Regions from separate parts of the Homo sapiens genome. Here region 1 is linked to region 2. A link is an interaction called in ENCODE POLR2A ChIA-PET data of the cell type or tissue named here. Cell type or tissue: endothelial cell of umbilical vein. All regions are shown on one strand.

The links. ChIA-PET counts read pairs that join two places held together with the same protein. Peaks named below come from ENCODE experiments on the same cell type or tissue, not always from the same donor. Only the 100,000 strongest peaks of a DNase experiment are listed, where the experiment ranks them.
Region 1: POLR2A ChIA-PET joins it to region 2 with 6 read pairs; 2 of 35 experiments call an interaction of 5 or more read pairs at or near these places.

Annotation. Positions count from the first base shown.
Region 1 is chr1:180,563,381-180,568,380 of GRCh38, forward strand. It overlaps OVAAL (ovarian adenocarcinoma amplified long non-coding RNA), which reads left to right. Exons shown (of 3, transcript NR_125716.2): 3 at 1,871-3,138. It also overlaps the pseudogene LOC124904658. Among named protein-coding and RNA genes, the nearest start is that of OVAAL, 6.9 kb to the left of the region's middle. In endothelial cell of umbilical vein, no CTCF peak of the experiment used is centred here; DNase peaks (open chromatin) are centred at 2,911 and 3,251; H3K27ac peaks cover 246 bases.
Region 2 is chr1:180,700,055-180,705,054 of GRCh38, forward strand. The region is part of intron 2 of XPR1 (xenotropic and polytropic retrovirus receptor 1); the gene reads left to right. Among named protein-coding and RNA genes, the nearest start is that of XPR1, 71 kb to the left of the region's middle. In endothelial cell of umbilical vein, no CTCF peak of the experiment used is centred here; no DNase peak of the experiment used is centred here.

The DNA of each region.
Region 1 (5,000 bases), 140 kb before region 2:
GTGGAGAATTCGTACGGGTCGGCAGCAACCTCAATCGGGGCATAAGGCAGAGGGAGAGACCCAGGCAAGTTTTAGAGCAGGAGTGAAAGTTTATTAAAAAGCTTTAGAGCAGGATTGGAAGGAAAGGACACTTAGAAGAGGTCCAAGTGGGCGACTTGAAGGACAAGTGTGGTTTGACTTAGGGTTTTATATGTTGGCATACTTCTGGGGTCTTCTCCCCTGATTCTTTCGTTGAGGGTGGTTTGTCCATATGTGTAGTGACCTGCTAGCACTTGGGAGGTGAGCATGCGCAGTGTGTTTACTGGAGTTGTACTTATGCTCACTTGAAACATTCTTCCCTTTACTGGTGACATGCCCCCAGAAGATCAAATACCAGTTAAACTCCGCCATTTTGCCTCTTGGTGCTCATGTGTGAGTCCGCACGCCCAACTCCTGGGATCTTATCAGGAAGCTGATGATCACCAGTTTCAGGTTTCTTCTATCTATAGGGAGACTGCCTTTCCCTGGAGCTGGCTGCAACCAATTATTATTTTAGAGAGACAGTTAACAATGGCCTGACCATCACCCGATGGTCGCCTGACTTTCCCGGTGGGGTGTGGGGACCCTCTTCTGTCCTGTTTGTGTCTGACTAGCTACCTACTGTAACAGGATGACCATATAATTTATCATTCAAACTACTAGACACTTTTGAGAGTGAAGGGGGGCACTATTAGTTATGTTGGCAAAACAGGTGTGAATGTGGATGTCTCTGGATAATCAATATCTACAGCCATCCAACTCATATATGGTAACCCAATCCTTTCCATTTTTTCTAAAAAGCTAGCCATGCTCTTAAATTAAAACACAGCATTTGAGTCTAAAGTCGGATTGCCAGTTAAAATACAAGATGCTCTGTTAAATTTGAATTTCAGATAAATGAATACTTGTAAGTATAACTATGTCCTAAATATTTCATAAGACATACTAAAAATTATCACGGTTTATTTGAAATTAAAATTTCACTGGGCATTCTGTATTCTTATTTGCTGCTGACAACCCTAGTCTAACTAGGGTTAGACTAGTTTAACTAGTCTAAAGTTAAACTACTGTGTTGTATTCAATTCTATCATCCTGCTTATGATGTAAGTCTTTTAGGCTCCAAATGATTTAGGACATAGTCTGGTTAGCAAAAGGAGAAAATTGAGGCATCTGTTCCAATTGGACCAGTCACCTGAGCCACTAAAATCAGCTTTCTTAAATGTCTCTGAACTAGGAATACGCTGGGACTAGGTCCCAGTGCTTGGGGTGAGCCAGGCCAGCAGGTGAGTGTCCTCAGTTGTGGGACAAGGAGCTTAGTAGATAAGCATCTTCTCCCTGCTCGATGTTCACCTTTGCTTGATCTCCTAGGCCAGTGGTTCTCACCCCTGGCTGCATATTAGAATTGCCTGGGGAGCTTGTAAACCCACTGATGTTTGAGCCCCACTCCAGACCAATTAAATCGGGATCTCCAGGGGCAGGCTGTGGCATCCATGGGTTCCCAAAAGTTCCCAGGTGATTTTAAGGTTCTAATGAGAACCATTGTCCTATGCCCTCGCTCTGTTCCCAGTGGCATCAGTTCTTGTTTAATTCTTCTCCTTTAAATACCCTCTTTGTAGTATTGGACATTTTATAGCCCAGAAAATATGACTGGAGCACCTGTTCTGTGTTAAAATGGCGGCATGGATGGGATTTGCCCGGAAGGGTTCCTTGTCCTTCCATGACCTTGTCTTGTGCTGACTCCTGGCTCTCTCCAAGCCTCCCTTCTCCTCTCTCCTGCTTAAGCCTCTCTTCAGCTTTGGCTTTCCTTGTCTCCTCCTTCTCTGTTTATAACATGTCAATTTCCATTTTGCAGCTGGTTTCCTTTCAGACCCATCAAGTGGCCATCCTATTGGCTTGGACTGAAGACCCCCACTGGAGAACTGTCTCTGCAGCCTATACTGATGACACTGGCCACTGTCCAGGGCTCCACCCCAAGGAGTCCAAGCCCCAGACATTTAGCCTTAGAGAGAATCCAGATTTTGCATTTCCAGTGCAGGGATTGATGGAGCCTTGTGTATCAAAGTGCCAATTTCTTTCTAACAAGCTAGGGAGGATACCGTTGACAGCAGCAGAAAGGGGTAGCAGTGGTTTGCTTTCCAAATGGTAATAAGAAGGGCCTGGCAGTGGCAACCTGTCCACGTATCATTAAAAATGGACTCTCCTGCTTCGTTTGGAATTCAACCCAATGAACTTGAATAAACTCTGGACAATGACCAGCACAGAGCCCTAAGCAGGATACAGCAAGATTATTTGCTTTACTCATCCACTGAGTACCTACCATGTGCCAAATACTATGCTATATGCCGAGTATACACTGGCAAATAAAACAGATATGGTCCCTGGAGCCTATGAATCTTACCCCATCTAGCCACAAATAATAAAAATAAGAAGAATCTGAAGGACAAGTGGGACAGAAATACTCAAGCAGAATGAGGGTGAGATTGAAGTCCCTGAACATACAGTGCCCTTTACACTTGATCTTAGCCAAAAGGCCGAGAAGAGATTACAGTGCTTTTTAAAGGTAGCATTTCACCCAGCCAATAATCAATCCCTTTGGCCTTCTTGAGGTGCAAGGCCACACACTCAAATTCTTTAATCAAACAATAGGCTAGTGCAAATGGAGCTATTTCTTAAACCCAGCTGTTTACACAGCAGCTACAAATCTGTTCAGAAGGAATCCCCCACCATCCACAACTGTCTATCGAGCAGATGTGCAAGAGTATTTGTCTCTCACCACCAGGGTTGCAGTCAGGACAAGAGAGCAGGTTTGAACGTCTTCGGCTCCTAGAACTGCACAAGCTGTGTCTTCAGTGCCCAGAGGCGGCTGCAACGTCTCCCCAGTTCTCCTCTCAGAACAATGGAAATTTTTTTTAGAGGCGTAATAGGAAGGTTTGCATTGAATTATTAAACAATGGGTATTGAAAAATATGTTTTCTTTGACCTCTGTACTTCTAGCTTTTACCAGTCAGTGTTTTCTTGTACCAAGGCTAAGATATGTATAACACTGAAATGGATGTCTTCTTATATAATATTTTACAAGCTTTTGAAAACCTGTGCCCTTTAATAAATTTTAAAACGTTTCATGCCCTTCTTTCATTTTCTGAAATTCAAAATAAATTAAATATCAGGGGACACAAAAGCACAAGAAGAAAGCACTGCTTTGTTTTCAAATCAGGCCCCAAGCCACTGCCCTTGAGATTCTTGTGGGTCAGCACAAGCACCCCTCCCATCTCCAGTTCCTGAGACTCATTGTTCCAAATGGTAATATTAACATTTGCCATGTTCACTCATGGATAACTTTCCATTATTTCAGTTGTAAACATTTTCTATGTGAAATATGAGATGAGACCAATGAAACAATAGATTTTAAACAAATTAAATAAGAATTTTTGCAAGCAAAGGAGCATCATGACTTTGAAATGGCCACTTTTGGGGGCCATGCTTCTAGGGCTAAAATACGCATGCTTCTGGGGCTAATACCTTGGCTCCAAAAATTGGGAGGTACTCATTCAGTGCAGCGGAAAGGAGTATAAGCTTTGGAAGCAGGTGATCTGGATGCAAATCACATTCTGCCACATTTTAGCTGTTGCCGCTTTGACCTAATTGTTTAACATCTTTCTAAGCCTCAGTTTCCTCAATGGTAAAAGGAGAAAAAAGATAAGAAAAAATGAATGCAAAATGTCTGCACATCTCAAGAAGCTAGTAGTTACCAAGATTGGAACTATCACTAATGATATGTCTTTTCCTTAGAGATCTTTTAGGATGATTTTTTTTTTTTTTTTAGAATCTCTTGTCTTTTAAAGTCAAATTAAGAGAATAGAAGTGGATAATAAATGGCTGGCCGTTCTAGTTTTAGAGGGAAAAAAAACTGTTGCTATAGTCACTATCCTACAATTTTGTGTGGTTCGTTAAATGACTCTGAAGTTCACTCCAAAAGATGTTTCCAAAATGTTCTGAGCGACCACATTCTCCTTAGAATTGTGCACAGACTGGCTGGGTAGCCACTTTGAAGGGATTCAATTCCTTTGAATGTTTAAGTAAGTTGTTTGGTGTTAAAGAAATTCTCTTTGTTTTATGGCCACACCACAAATATGGACATTGTAAAAAAGGCTTAATGATTGCAAATCCGCCTTGCCATTTCCTCTATGTCCAGATATATGTCTTTTTAGAACACTGATGTGTAGTAAGCAGAGATTTTTATTCCTTTTTAATTTTTTTCCCCTTTGATTCCTGAACCTTTGTCATCGACACAGGAAAATTAGACCCAGTCCCTGCTACCAAAAGCTACCGCGATCATTCCACAGTTTCACACGCTTTCAGGTTTCCATTTTCCTTCTCTCACCCCAGATGCCTGGCATACGCGATAGCAGCAAAAACAAAATCTGTTGCATTTTTGGAATGTTATTAACACTGAAGCAGCCCAGGGATTGCAACAGCTAAGATAGGGATCCCCACCCCCAACTTTTTTCTCACTAGAGAGCAAAGAGCAACTCTTAAATCCAGAAAGCGAGGAGAACCTTGTCCGGAAGAGGCACTCAAATGCATTGAATCCACTGATTTCCCTCTGCTTGCCACCCCAGCCTTCACCACCCCATCTCGACTTTCCCACAGGAAAACCATGTTAGGTGTTAGACAATGATGCCACACAATAGAAATATAAATCCAGTGTTTGTCTAGCATAATATAAATGGCACTGCTGAACTCCATCCTTCCTCCCATTGACAACATCAGAGAGATAGTTAGTGAGGGGCAAAATCATCTGTGATTGTCTCTGCATGGATGTTGAAATTGCTCCCCCCAGGGTCTTCTAGGGTTTTTAAGCATAAAGGTGTTCATCCAACTGAAAAAATTGTATATCTATAAGCAATTTGAGATTCAGCATGTCTGGCAATGCACATTTTTTTAAGGATGAGAAAATGCAGCATGAAATGTGTTTATGTATG
Region 2 (5,000 bases):
TGGGGTTGTTTGTTTTTTTCTTGTAAATTTGTTTGAGTTCATTGTAGATTCTGGATATTAGCCCTTTGTCAGATGAGTAGGTTGCGAAAATTTTCTCCCATGTTGTAGGTTGCCTGTTCACTCTGATGGTAGTTTCTTTTGCTGTGCAGAAGCTCTTGAGTTTAATTAGATCCCATTTGTCAATTTTGGCTTTTGTTGCCATTGCTTTTGGTGTTTTGGACATGAAGTCCTTGCCCACGCCTATGTCCTGAATGGTAATGCCTAGGTTTTCTTCTAGGGTTTTTATGGTTTTAGGTCTAACGTTTAAATCTTTAATCCATCTTGAATTGATTTTTGTATAAGGTGTAAGGAAGGGATCCAGTTTCAGCTTTCTACATATGGCTAGCCAGTTTTCCCAGCACCATTTATTAAATAGGGAATCCTTTCCCCATTGCTTGTTTTTCTCAGGTTTGTCAAAGATCAGATAGTTGTAGATATGTGGCATTATTTCTGAGGGCTCTGTTCTGTTCCATTGATCTATATCTCTGTTTTGGTACCAGTACCATGCTGTTTTGGTTACTGTAGCCTTGTAGTATAGTTTGAAGTCAGGTAGTGTGATGCCTCCAGCTTTGTTCTTTTGGCTTAGGATTGACTTGGCGATGCGGGCTCTTTTTTGGTTCCATATGAACTTTAAAGTAGTTTTTTCCAATTCTGTGAAGAAAGTCATTGGTAGCTTGATGGGGATGGCATTGAATCTGTAAATTACCTTGGGCAGTATGGCCATTTTCACGATATTGATTCTTCCTACCCATGAGCATGGAATGTTCTTCCATTTGTTTGTGTCCTCTTTTATTTCCTTGAGCAGTGGTTTGTAGTTCTCCTTGAAGAGGTCCTTCACATCCCTTGTAAGTTGGATTCCTAGGTATTTTATTCTCTTTGAAGCAGTTGTGAATGGGAGTTCACTCATGATTTGGCTCTCTGTTTGTCTGTTGTTGGTGTATAAGAATGCTTGTGATTTTTGTACATTGATTTTGTATCCTGAGACTTTGCTGAAGTTGCTTATCAGCTTAAGGAGATTTTGGGCTGAGACGATGGGGTTTTCTAGATAAACAATCATGTCGTCTGCAAACAGGGACAATTTGACTTCCTCTTTTCCTAATTGAATACCCTTTATTTCCTTCTCCTGCCTGATTGCCCTGGCCAGAACTTCCAACACTATGTTGAATAGGAGCGGTGAGAGAGGGCATCCCTGTCTTGTGCCAGTTTTCAAAGGGAATGCTTCCAGTTTTTGCCCATTCAGAATGATATTGGCTGTGGGTTTGTCATAGATAGCTCTTATTATTTTGAAATACGTCCCATCAATACCTAATTTATTGAGAGTTTTTAGCATGAAGGGTTGTTGAATTTTGTCAAAGGCTTTTTCTGCATCTATTGAGATAATCACGTGGTTTTTGTCTTTGGCTCTGTTTATATGCTGGATTACATTTATTGATTTGTGTATATTGAACCAGCCTTGCATCCCAGGGATGAAGCCCACTTGATCATGGTGGATAAGCTTTTTGATGTGCTGCTGGATTTGTTTTGCCAGTATTTTATTGAGGATTTTTGCATCAATGTTCATCAAGGATATTGGTCTAAAATTCTCTTTTTTGGTTGTGTCTCTGCCCGGCTTTGGTATCAGAATGATGCTGGCCTCATAAAATGAGTTAGGGAGGATTCCCTCTTTTTCTATCGATTGGAATAGTTTCAGAAGGAATGGTACTAGTTCCTCCTCGTATTTGATTCTTCTCTCTTTTTTTCTTTATTAGTCTTGCTAGCGGTCTATCAATTTTGTTGATCCTTTCAAAAAACCAGCTCCTGGATTCATTGATTTTTTGAAGGGTTTTTTGTGTCTCTATTTCCTTCAGTTCTGCTCTGATTTTAGTTATTTCTTGCCTTCTGCTAGCTTTTGAATGTGTTTGCTCTTGCTTTTCTAGTTCTTTTAATTGTGATGTTAGGGTGTCAATTTTGGATCTTTCCTGCTTTCTCTTGTAGGCATTTAGTGCTATAAATTTCCCTCTACACGCTGCTTTGAATGCGTCCCAGAGATTCTGGTATGTGGTGTCTTTGTTCTCGTTGGTTTCAAAGAACATCTTTATTTCTGCCTTCATTTCGTTATGTACCCAGTAGTCATTCAGGAGCAGGTTGTTCAGTTTCCATGTAGTTGAGCGGCTTTGAGTGAGATTCTTAATCCTGAGTTCTAGTTTGATTGCACTGTGGTCTGAGAGATAGTTTGTTATAATTTCTGTTCTTTTACATTTGCTGAGGAGAGCTTTACTTCCAACTATGTGGTCAATTTTGGAATAGGTGTGGTGTGGTGCTGAAAAAAATGTATATTCTGTTGATTTGGGGTGGAGAGTTCTGTAGATGTCTATTAGGTCTGCTTGGTGCAGAGCTGAGTTCAATTCTTTCTTTCTTTATTTTTTTTTGTACTGACTGGGTTATTTAAAAAGACTTGTCTTCAAGTTCAGAAATTCTTTCTTCTGCTTGATCTAGTCTGTTGTTGAAGCTCTCGATTGTATCTTTTATTTCATTCATTGACTACTTCAGTTCTAGGATTTTTTTGATTTTTAAAAATGGTATCTTTTTGTTGACTTTCTCATTCCGATCATGAATTATTTTCCTGATTTCTTTATATTGTTTATCTGTGTTCTCATTGAGTTTCTTTAATATTATTTTGAATTGTTTTTCAGGCATTTCATAAATTTCTCTTTTTTGGGATTTTTTTTCTTTTTACTGGAGAACTTGTGTTTCTTTGGAGATATCATATTTTCTTGCTTTTTCATGTTTCTTGCATCCTTATGCTGATATCTGCACCTCTGATTTAACAGTCACTTCTTCCAATTTTATGGATTGACTTTCTTAGAGAAAGACTTTTTCCTGTAGGCATAACTGTAGTGTTGATTGGGTAGGTTGCTTTGGTTTTGATTCTGGGTAGGGCAGTAGTGTAGTTTCTGAATTATTTATGTAGCTTTAATTAGTGTCAGTGGTATCTATGAGTTTCTCATTGGCTTAGACTGTGTTTTTTAGTGAAGGCTGTTTGAGGCTTTGCTAGGGATGAAAACACTAGACCAGCTAGTCCTTGGGCACCAGTGGTGGTGGCAGTGGGCAAGGTGGGCAAGGTGGACATGTCCCCAAGCCACTGGATGGCATGTGTGGATGCCAGCAGTAGTGATCAGGGTGGGTTGATTCCCAGGTCACTAGTTGGCACGCTCAGACTCAAGCAGTGGTGGTGATGGGTGGAGTGGGCTTGTCTTCAGTTCCTAGACATCATATATGTATGTCAGCAGTGGGCAGAGCAGACCTATCTGCAGGCCTCTGGATAACGCATGCGGGTGCCAGCATCAGTTGGGTGGGTATTTCCCAGTTCCTAGGCTCCCAGATGATGTGCGCAGGTGTTGGCCATGGTTAGCAGGGCAGACCTCTTCTCAGGCCCCTGATTATGCACATAATGCACCAATGGTAGGCAGGGCAGATCAGTCCTCAGTCATCCTGATGACAGGCGCAGCTACTGGCAGCAGTGGTGAACAAGGGCAGGACTACCCTCATGCCCCCAGATTTTTTACATGGCCCCTAATTGTTTTATGTGTATTTTAAGATTTATTAGCTTGAATAGGGACCCAAATAAGATTCATCATACAATATATTGTGATTGATTAGTAGGTCTCTTAATTTTTCATTGGTTTGTAATGACACCATTTGGTACAGAAGGCACTAGCCATATGTAGCTATTTACATTGATTAAAACTGAAATGAATTAATCTGGTCCTTAGTTGCCCTACCCATATATCGAGTACTCAGTAGCGATATGAGGTTAGGGGCTACCATACTGGACAGTACAGATTATTTCTCTTATTACAGAAAATTCTGTTTGTTAGAGCTAATTTATAGGTTTCTGCTGCATCTCTTTTTTTTCTTGAATTTTTGGTTTGTCTTTTTACAATTTTATTATTGTTGTTGTTATTTTTTGATGGAAGAAACTGGCTTATTCAGGTTTTTTGTTTTTGTCTCCCAGAGTCTGGATTTTGCTGATTGTACTCCTGTGGTGCATCTTAGCATAGTTTCTGTTCTCTTTATTTACAGTAAATTTGTAGTTAAATCTAGAAGCTTGTTTCTATTCTGACTATATATAATGTGTGTATGTATTTTTCTCAAGAACACTATAGGTGCTGGATATATATATATATATATATATATATATATATTATCAGATTATCTGTTTTGTTACTACTGGTGATCATTGCCTAACCCTAGATCTTTTAATTCATTAAGGTTTACAAAATGGTGATATCCTAATGCTCCTGTGTTTATTAGCCAGAATTCTTCTATAAAGGGAAACTTCCCTTTGTCAATTATTTGGTTATTCTTACATACAGATTGTATAGGAAAGATAGCATAAATGCTTAATTATTTCCCTTTGTTTACCTTTTTCAAAATAATGTTGATTCTGTAACATTTTTCCAAAGATGACCAGTGAAACATTTTAAGTGTCTTATTCAATTTGTATATTTCAATATATTTGGTATATTTTGGTACAGTGCAGTTTTATCCCTATTAATGATTAAATTCTCATCTTTGGCCAGTGGGAGCCTATTCAGTTGGTTTTCTCATTCCTTTTGATAGACTCTTAGTATCCTATTATAACTTCTTTTCTATTTGATATTACAAAAATTTCCAGACTTGACATATATATTTCCAGCCTGGGACCTCCAATCAGCCATTTTTCCAGGGACTGTTGGTTGTTTTTTTTTTTTTTTTTTTTTTTTTAAGTAATAATCATGGAATCTTACTTCCTTTTAGACACCACATACTGGACACTGCTTTGGAAGTATCATTGCTACTGGGTTATTCACTGTTTCAGGCTTTCTGTTTCATGGAACAGAAATGCATGCATATATACACTCTTATAAATATAAATGTATATATATATTTTAGGATAAAATTCTTTATTCTTTAAAGCTTAAAGTCTTAGTACACTTTGG